2 separate regions of the Homo sapiens genome follow, and region 2 is linked to region 1. Evidence: chromatin loops called from intact Hi-C (ENCODE). Cell type or tissue: Caco-2. All regions are shown on one strand. Links, peaks and the distances in the headings refer to the core of each region. The heading gives the core; the rest is flanking DNA. Region 1 has its middle 340 kb from the start of LINC00972. Region 2 has its middle 170 kb from the start of LINC00972.

Region 1 (5,396 bases), core at 71-5,070:
GCGTTATTTTGATGCATGTATATGACATGTAGCAATCAAACCAGTAAAATTATATCTATCACCTCAAATATTTTTCATTTATTTGTATTGGGAACATTCAAAATTCTCCCTCCTAATTATTTAAAAATATACAATAAATTATTTTTAACTATAGTCACCCTATAGTGCTATAAAACATTAGAATTTAATCTATTTTTAATGGGCCAGGTGCATACTTCCAGTCCAGCCATCCAAACACGGAACTTTATGTTTAATTTTTCCAACTGGAAAATAAACTGGTTTTAATATTGGGATGCTCTGTAATCCAGCAGGCCTGAGAAATGTTTTGATTTTCTAATGCTCATTAAATAGTCCCATTTATATTAAAGCCCAGAAGTTCCTGAATGTCTGCAAAGATTTATCTTAGTTCGAGTTAGAATAATCTATATTTATCAAATGGTTTTGTTAATTGCAAGAACTCAAATGATTAAGTTATATAAGCCCTTTTCCTATAATATACATGCAAAGCTCATCATAAAAGGAGAAGGCAAAATCACTTTAAAATGAGAATCAAATGGTCCAGAAAGATATATATGTATATATATTTTATATATCTTTAAAAATTAATTGACTTGTTCAATCAAAAATTTATTAAATATATATATTATTTATATATATATCATATCACAAACATACTCATTATGGAAGAATAACAGGGCACCTTCTCAGTTATGTGGATGAGAGTTGATGAGTTGATAGTATTTCTTTTTAACACCTTGTGTGCCACTTGGGGATTGTGCTATTCCTCTCCCACTTAGCATTAATAATAATAAGTATCTTAAACTTCTCTTCTGAGGGAGATAATGCTTTTGGTTTAATGACAAAATTCCACTGGGCCTCTCATCATTGTTTATCCTATCAATCATCTTTTAAAATGTATACGCACATAGTCCCTGAGCTTTTTTTGATTTTTTGACCTTATGATGGTGCAAAAGTAATACTTAGTACATTCCTTGACATACAAGGGTTTACTGGGACATAGCCCCATCGTATGTTGAGGAGCATCTGCATTCTTATTTTTTATGGACAGTGCTTGTCAAGGATTTCCTGTGGCCTTCCTTGGCTGAGAAGATATGCTTTTACTTCATGACTTCCCTACAGGGTTCTCCTTCTGAGGTTGGCTCAGAGAGTCATGAGGTATTTGTTTTGCCCAAGAAAACAAACAGAAAAGATCTACAGCAGGCAACTGCTTCAATAACTTTCATTATGTGTATATAGTAACATATATAAACTTGCAAAAGAAAATAAAACTTTAATTAAACGTCAAAAAACTTTCTTTTTTATTATACTTTAAGTTTCAGGGTACATGTACACAATGTGCAGGTTAGTTACATATGTATACATGTGCCATGTTGGTGTGCTGCACCCATTAACTCTTCATTTAACATTAGGTATATCTCCTAATGCTATCCCTCCCCCCTCCCCCCACCCCACATGAAGCTGGAACATCTTAACACCTCCCTTAACACCTGGCATGAGACATATCATAATTCCAGTCACAACTATGGTATAACCTTTATTCATAATCACACTGATCAGGGCCTGGTTTTCACTACCCATCCATATGTTTTCCTTATGGGAACTAACATTTCCATTACACCCCGAAACTCACGTTTACAACCCAGGTGCAGGGACAGGCTTGGTTTGCCTCATGTATCACTCACTAATCACAATATATCTAATTAAAAAATTACTAGTGTCATGGTATTAAGGAGACAACCTGAGGCATTTCTACCAGTCAATTTGACAAGTGATTGGCAAGGTTCCTCTGCCTTTGCCACCTTAGAACGTGCCCTGTCCCAGGTCAGACACAAAAGATTCATATTTACTATTATGGCCTTTATAGTCTCAGCCATAGTCATCCTGTCAACTGCTTGGGTTGCTGTTGCATCTATTACTGAATCAGCACAAACAGCTGCTTTTGTAGATAATCTGGCCAAAAATGTGTCTAGTGAACTTCTCTTACAGCAAGGTATAGATCAAAAAATTCTTGCACATCTGCAAGCCCTTGAGGCTGCTTTAGAATATGTGGGAGAGTGACAAGATACAGTAGCATTCCGTCAACAATTAAACTGTGACTGGGAACATAAACATATGTGTATCACTTCTCTACCATGGAATCAATCAATACATAGCTGAGATGACGTGAAACAACACCTCTGGAGAACCTTTCATAACAATTTAACAGCAGAGGTGAAGCAACTTAAAATTAAAATTTTAGAATCCCTTCACACCATATATCTGCACACCCAACAAACAGCCATATGGAAGGGTGTACAAGATCATCTCTCCTTGTTAGACATTCGCTCCTGGTGGTCACTCTTTGACTGGAAAGTAATGTTGCTAATTGTGCTTATGGTTGTTTTATGTTATTTGCTAATCCTAGGATGCAAAGCTGGAATAAGAGCAGGGACCCCCCCCGCCCCGCCTTAACTGACAAACCCATGGCTAACAAACCTGCGCTCCCCAGTAAAAAAAACAAAAAACAAAACAAAAAAAACTTAATGTTGAAAATAAAAAAGGGGAAGATGCTGGGGTTCGATCAGGCTGGTGGAAAAAATATTAGTTATGATAGCCACAAAACCCTTTTGGAAGACCTGAGGGTTTTCACATGACTTCGGTAATAGACCGGCCTGGTCCCATTACCTTTAGCTAAATAGATTAGAGTAGTAAACAAAGGGAAGTTTATCTTACTAACCTGTTTACTTATATGGGCTTAAGACTAACCTTTGTCCTACCGCAGGTACTTTACTGCCTCCTACTGCGGGGAGGGGTCAGGGGTCCCTAGAAGTTTATTACCCACAAATGGTGTTTGCTTTAGGCCTGGGAACCTGGCCTTTAATCTTTATGTTCTAGTGGTGTTTACTCACAACTTTTGTTAATTAGTCTTACTGAATAAGTGCAAGCCTGACTATCTGATCCGGGCTGAGTTGCAACTGTTTACAGAACTCAGCTTGGAGCCTGTAAGCGGCTCAGACCCTCAGCTGGACTGGCAGAGCAGAATATGTGTGTGTCAGTGTATGTTTTACTCATCCATCGCGGAATCAGGGGTTTGCAGGAACAATCCCCCCGGCAGCTAGTGCCCCCAGGAAAGGAGTGCTGCCTCACTTATTATTTCTGCTGCTGATGCTCCTTCATCCGTGATATTCCAAATTTATTTCTGGTATCCTTCCGATGGAAAAGCTTCTTTTAGTAGGTCTTTTGGTGCAGGTCTAATGGTAACAACTTGTCTTGGTTTTATTTTATCTGAAAATGTGTTTATTTCTCCTTCACTCCTAAAGAATATTTTCACTGGATATAGAATTACAGACTAAAAGTTTATTTATTTAACACTTTAAAAATTTTGTTTCATTAATTCTTTTATAAATTATTTCTGAGGTCACGTTTGTCAACCTTCAAATTATTATTCTCCTACAATCAACATGTTACTTATTCTGGCTAATTTGAAATATTTTTTGTCTTTAACTTCCAGTACTTTTATTACAATTGGTGTAAATGCAGATTTCTTAAGGTTTATTCTCTTTGAAGTTTGATGAGTTTCTTGAATCTGTAGATTTATTTCTTTCAAAAAATTGAAAAAGTACTCAGTCAATATTTCTTCAAATATTTTTCTTGCACTATACTTTTCATTGTCTTCTTCTGAATCTATTTAATATTATTTCACATGCTCCCTAGGCACTGAGCATTTGTTCCTAATATACTTTATTTCTGCTTGGATAATTTCTATTCATCTACATCAAGTTCACTTTCTCTTTTCTATGTCAATTCCATTATGGCTTAATCTAAGCCTATCCAGTAGGGGTTTTCAAAATGTATCTTATTATATTTTTCAGTTATGAGATTTCCATTTGATCCTTATTTATATATTCTATTAATTTGCCGAGATTTTCTAGTTTTCCACTCCTTTCAAGAATGTCCACTTTTATTATTTGTTGGAATGTTTTTAATAGCTATTTTAGAATCTTGTCAGATAGTTCCAACATGTGTGCCATCTCATCATTGATATACATTGATTATTATATCATATCTTTGTTGATATTTTCCTTGTTTTTTGTATAATGAATAATTTTTAATGTATCTTGAAAGTTTTGAATATTGTGTTATGAGACTTACCTCTTCTTAAAAAATCAGTGGATTTTTAACCTTTTCTTTATAGACAATAACTTTGGCTGGATTTATGGCACAATTTCCAACCAACTATCTGAATTGTGTTTTCAGTATAATTTTGTTTTCTATTTCCAGTGTGTGCTAGACGCTGGAATTGTCTGGGAACTGGGTGATTATCTGTCTCTTAATTTAATTCTCAAGGCTTTTGGTTTGCTGTTTAAGACATGTGTGCATACCTTGGGGCCAAGAGGGGGTAATCCCAGGACTTTTAAACTATTTTTATAGATTGGTTTTCTCAAGTTCCTTTCTCTCTGTGATATCCTTACTACCTTCTAATGTCCGGAAAGTCACCTTTATAATCTTCTATCCAGAATGCTGGGATTTTATACACTGTGTACTGCTGTACATTCCTTGTCATTTTGCCTGCATTTACGGCCAATGTCAGGTGGACAGAAATAGAAAAGATTAACAGAACATTACCATAAATACTTAAGATTATAGCTTCTCCAATCAGAAGAATGTCCACCTCCCACAGTTCCTGCTGCCTTGTTATGGCTTCTAGGAAACCTCTTTATCTCTCCTCAGGCCTGAACTAGACAGCAACTCCTGAAGCATGCTCTACATGTGCCAATGCCCCCTTCCATTGTAGGCTTCCTTGATTCCAGGCCAACAAATCCTGGAGAAAAAAATATATAGGTGACTTCACTATTGATTTAGTGTTACCTCCAACTGTGGTTTTCCACCCCAGATACTCTGCTATTTACTTTTTGGAGCCCACATATATTTTTTATGTTTAGGATTTTTAGCTTCATTGAGTCAGAATGACAGGGTTGAGTGTGCTTACTCTATCATACCCAGAACTGGAATACTGATAGCAGGAGGCAGACAAATCCCTAGGCAGATAGGGTGAAATCCCACCTATAAGCTGAAGACAAGCCTGAAAGCCAAGCTACAAGTCAAATCCACAGACCAGATTAAGAACCTGTCTTCCCATTTGGCATGCTTTTCTCTGATTGATTCTCACCCTTCACCTATTTTGCATATACCTACGCTTTACTAATTGTTTTTCTATACTACTGCACCCACCTTTGAGTGGTGCCTTTGCTTTAGCCTTTCTTTGCATACTCACAAACCAATCTGTATGCACTCCCCTATTCTGAGCCCATAAAAGCCCTGGACTCAGCCACATTGAGAGAGAAACCAACTGACTGTGGGGTAGGGGACCACTCCCCACATGCCCTCTCCGCTGA
Region 2 (5,396 bases), core at 111-5,110, 170 kb before region 1:
GCAAGACTCGGATTTAGAAACTACGTCTTCTACTTTTGAATTCACAAGTTTCTTTATATTTAATATCTTCATTCTATTTTCAGTTAAAAAAACACTCAGGGCATTTTTGCCTTTTTGCCATTTTCAGAATTAAATTTTGGATTCTAAACAACAATAACTTCTAGGTCTTTTAATAACAATCAAAATTTTCTCACATATTGGCATATTATGAAATGATGAGATTAATTCACTATTTTATTTTTAATGATTTTGTGTAAATTGAATATAAATAGGCAGTCTTACCACAGATGTTATTTGTGTTGGCTAGACATTAAATCACTGTATTTTGAATTTTTTATATAAACATTGAGATTTTGTTTGGAACATATTCAGGTAAACAGGAGCACATGGATTCTATTTTCCAGTGTAGAACTATTTGGAAAATCCTCTTAAGAACCCATGCCCAAAGACCCGATCACTTTCCATTTTGTAAGGCTATAAAGCTTAAAGTATTTCCATAATTTGCAAGTGCCGCATGTAACTCAGTAGGGTTTAAAATTAATGTTGCCTCTCAGATTTGTTTTTATAAGCACCTGAATTTGGAAATCTGTCAAGTGTTGTTTTGTGCTTGCTGGTAAGAAACATCTTGATTTAATTTAGCATATGTATCATCTAAAATGAACAACTTGCTATATGACAAGGTATCCTACGCGGCAAACGTATACCCACAATAGCCTTGACAAGCCCATGAGCAGCATTTCCATTCGTGTTGTACTGCAATCAGAGATGACCAGAATTGATCACAGAGTTGCTGAATGAGCTTTGAGACAGCTTCCCCTGCATACTATTGCCTAGCTCTTTAAATCCCCCTCCCCAACAAAAGGAAATTAAAAACCCATAATTTATTCTTCAGGCCTTCTTATGTTTGGCAAACACAAAAATTTAATTTTGTTGAGGTAAGCATGATTTTAGCATGGTTTTCAAATTATTGCTCTTCACCACTATAAACACACATATACTCATCCTAAATGAAAATATTCAGTCTTTCTTTCATCTGATTTTAGGTGAGATCATTTTTTCCTCCCATTCAGATTATGACAATATGCCTTATCTTATTTAAACTAAAGTATTATTATTGGTGGAGAACTGCTGTGTATAAGTCACTATGCTTGGGGCTTATGAATGTGGTGGAATAACACTGAGAATAAGATATATAATCTCTGCCTATAGGAGTTCACAGCAAAGTTACTTCATATGCATACACTTTTCATGTTTCAATATCTGCTGATGTCATTATAAAAATATGAAGTTCAGATATTACCTCAGACTCAGAAATCTGGCTGGCTTCTCTCTTTTAAGCATGATGGCTTACTCCTTATTCTACTAATATCTAGACACCAAACTCATATCCAATATCAACTTTACTAAATGATTCAATGTGCTGTTTAAAAGCTATTATAAGTATATTGGTAGTTTATAAAAGCAAATGAGCAATGTTAATATTAATACATTAATGTTTACTCAAGAAGAGTCTATTTTTAGTAATAAAAGTTCATCATAATAGGAATACGTCTTGGTACACTGGATAATAATGAATTGCTGAATATATATTTTAAGTCACAAAAAATGTCAGCATTTGAAACTTAAGATATATACTTAGTCTAGACAGAGAAGTGAAGAGAAGTTGGCTTAAAGAAAATGAATTTCATCACTAAACAAGCACATCAGAGCCTCGTGGTTGGGTAGGGCAAGTAAAAGATTTCCCTGTTCATCAGTTCCCAGGTTGGAAGGATCTATGTCTCTGAACTTCTTAAAGAAGCAAGGATCTAGGCCGGGAGCGGTGGCTCACGCCTGTAATCCCAGCACTTTGGGAGGCCGAGGCGGGCGGATCACAAGGTCAGGAGATGGAGACCATCCTGGCTAACACGGTGAAACCCCGTCTCTACTAAAAAGACAAAAAATAAAAAATAAAAATTAGCCGGGCGTGCTAGCAGGCGCCTGTAGTCCCAGCTACTCGGAAGGCTGAGGCAGGAGAATGGCATGAACCAGGGAGGCGGAGCTTGCAGTGAGCAGAGATGGTGCCACTGCAGTCCAGCTTGGGCGACAGAGCGAGATTCCGTCTCAAAAAAAAAAAAAAAAAAAAAAAAAAAAGAAGCGAGGATCTAACCACCCATGAATTAGGAGAGAGAAGGAAAGCTCTTTCCATTACTGACTGCCAGTCACTGTTGAGTGGTTAGTCACATTTGCCTTGTAAGCAAATAGCCTTAGTGATTCTTGTTTCTCTTCTTTCTGATATCTGAATCCTGATACCCCTTTAACTGAGTAAAGTAAATTTGCTTTTATTGTATAGCAACAGATAAAATGTTTAAACTGGCAGTGTTCCTGGGTTCATGGTTTTGAAAGTAACCACATCAAAGACAATCCTCAATCTTCTATATCTCATTGTGGAGAAGGTGAATAAACCGGACAGCTTCAAATGTCTATATTTGAGGAAGAGATAGAAACCTTAAGATAGACAGGCTTTTCCCCGTGCTTAATATTGTTTCTGTTGTAACAAAAAGGGAAAACAGACATTTTACTTGAATCTATGTTAGGCATGATGACACATGCTGATAATGGCTCATGAGTAAAAATATAATGTGAATGACTTATTCTGAAGGGGCCTAACATCCAGAAAATATTTTAATTCAGATAATATTGCTAATATTTTTCTGTTTTTCAATGTTTTTCTTGGCACTAGAGATACTGAGAGAGAAAAAAAATCCACTTCTGCCCTTGAAGAACTCAAAGTTTGTGGGATTTTAACAGGTATGTAAATATGTGCAATTTTAAAAGATACCTTCAAAAGGTCAAAAGTATAAAGAAAAGGGGGAAACTAACTGTGGGAATGGTTTAAGTCTGGAATGGGTTCTTGACATCCTGGATATAGGATTTTTTCTCAGTCATGGTTCTTAGACTTTTGTTACTACTTACCAGTTAATAAACACCAGCAAACTACAGCACATATGAATCAGTTTTTAAGTAGTATTAATGGAAGTAATTGGAAGTGGTGAATCATCCTACACCACCATCTTGCCTTTTTTGTACCGTAGGATATAATTCCTTTTGCAGAGTTATAATAGAGTCATATTTCTGCTGGTAAAAGTGTTTCCACTTCATATGAGATAATTAAATATATCAGTATTTCATGGTCTGTTGTTATGGCTATGAAAATCTCCAAAGAACACTATGACTTCCAGGTGCTTTTCCATATTAGCACGGGGCCAGATGATGTTTAACATGTATTCCAGCTCTATATTTTTGTAATTACTTGATTCACAATTAGGTATGATGTAGTCAAACTGAAATAACACATCAACGCAGACTTTCAATTAAATGACTTTCGAAAGTGACTTTCATAAAACTATTGAGGTATACTTTACATTAGATTTAACCTTTTACATTGCCTTATGCTTAAGAAAGATCACTAAATGATGGGTGAGGATGAGTAGTGAGGATGTCAGTCAGGATTCTGGCCAGGAAAACACACACTAGATAATTTAATAGAGAAAAAATTAAATATAAAAATAGTTTTCAGGTATTAGACAACTAAAAAGGCAAATGGAGAATATTGAGGTATCACAGATATAGCAAATGAAGAAAACAGTTACCACTACAAGGGCTGGGAAAACAAAGGGAAATGGTGGAATTTGGACTGCAGACTAGAACTTGAAGGAGAGGCCTTGTCTGTGGTGCTGGGGCCCAGATGCTTGAGAGGAGAACACTACTCAGCTGGTGCTTGTGCTTCAAGAGCTCAGATGAGAGCCCCTGTGCGATTGAGACAGAACTCTGTGGCCAGGGAGCCAGCCAATTGTTGCTGTATTTCCAAAGGGACTCAATGAGGCTAGTTCTGGGAGTGTGACACTAAAGTAAAGAACCAGAAAAGGGTAAAGAACTATTGCTGAAGCAACGCTGATGGGATCGGGAAGCAAACAACAGGAGTAAAATCCCTTTTCTCTCCCAGATTTCCCATCTCCCTCTAGTAAAACCTAACATGGAGCCACCTGGTAATTGAAAAATGTGTTTCTCAGAGTCCCACACTCAGCCTCACACAGCAAAGTACAGAAGGAAGCTGCAAAATAATAACTTTATAACCAGCACAGTGAAGTGGGGGGGCGGGGGGCGGGTGACAGGCATTGTAACAAAGATTTAGAGTACAAGTATACATTCAAAGGTAAAACTGGGGAAAATTGTTAAGCTATGAAAGCAAAAGCTGCACTTTTAAAAGCTTTATATTTCTACAAATGAACTTAAAATTACAGCTTATTTATCTCGCAGAAGAAAAAGAACATCAACTTCATTGTTATACTGAACAGTTTTTTAATAGTCAGATATTAAGTAATGACAATTAAGACCTACCAATTCTTTCTTTACATTAAATAAAAACTGAAGCCCTGGTACAAAGTAGTTTTTTTTTCTTTCCACAGGACTCACAAATACAGACATGCAAATACATACATGCAAATACAGATGCTTAAACAATTATTTTTTAATCTGATAATTTTATTTTCCAATATGGAACATTAGCAAATAATGGATATAAGTTTACAACATTTATTCCAGTAAGTTGTTTTGAGAATCAAAACCTAAAATACTCAGAAGATAAAATGCTTTTAAAAATATATTGTCATTTAATGAAAAACAAAGCAGAACATAGAGGTTTTCTTATGTTAAAAGAAAAGAACTATTGAAGTAGAAATTCACTGAAATATTTACTTACAACTTAGGTAACTCTGTGAGTGCAGTAAAATTTACACAATGTTATTGTATGGCTCTTGGAATGTTCCAGCTGCACTGACTGTTTAATTGATCTACCCATTTATTTTTCACTACTGAAAAACATTAATTAATAAAAATACTCAAACTAATCATTTGAGCATTGTGTAGACATAACAGATTTAAAAGCTATTCTGTATCTCCCAATTAATATAAGAATCAAGAAAAAAGTTAAAGTAGAAACTGTTAAATAGACAATGTTTGAGTAAAAAAAAAATCAATCACTATTTTTCCAATTTTATATAACTAAATATTAAATAAAGATAACTATGGTTTATTTCATGTAAAATCGAAAAATCTATATCCTTTTGCCCAAGCATATTGTAGATTTTAATCTAAGCTATCTTAATAGGATAATATACTATTTTATAATTTTGCTCTTTGTTACAATATTTCAGTGAGGTTGGAACAATTTAAATATTTTCTTATATGATTATGCACCTGTTGAAACTTATGTTAAATGCATATTTTTATCTTTAACTTTTTAGTTTAATTCATTTTCATAGAATGACACAAAAATGTTGAATAAACTATTTTATGCCAGCAGCTTCTGATTTAACATTCAGAAACCCAGAAAAAAAAAAACAAAACTTCTAAATTGT

Evidence for each region. Hi-C counts contacts between places; a loop is a spot of excess contacts. Peaks named below come from ENCODE experiments on the same cell type or tissue, not always from the same donor. Only the 100,000 strongest peaks of a DNase experiment are listed, where the experiment ranks them.
Region 2: it touches region 1 in a loop (12-fold over the local background); 2 of 110 quality-filtered maps call a loop at or near these places.

Annotation. Positions count from the first base shown.
Region 1 is chr7:85,763,068-85,768,463 of GRCh38, forward strand. No RefSeq gene overlaps it. Among named protein-coding and RNA genes, the nearest start is that of LINC00972, 340 kb to the left of the region's middle. In Caco-2, for the core only: no CTCF peak of the experiment used is centred there; a DNase peak (open chromatin) is centred at 2,814; H3K4me3 peaks cover 291 bases.
Region 2 is chr7:85,589,775-85,595,170 of GRCh38, forward strand. No RefSeq gene overlaps it. Among named protein-coding and RNA genes, the nearest start is that of LINC00972, 170 kb to the left of the region's middle. In Caco-2, for the core only: no CTCF peak of the experiment used is centred there; a DNase peak (open chromatin) is centred at 2,157.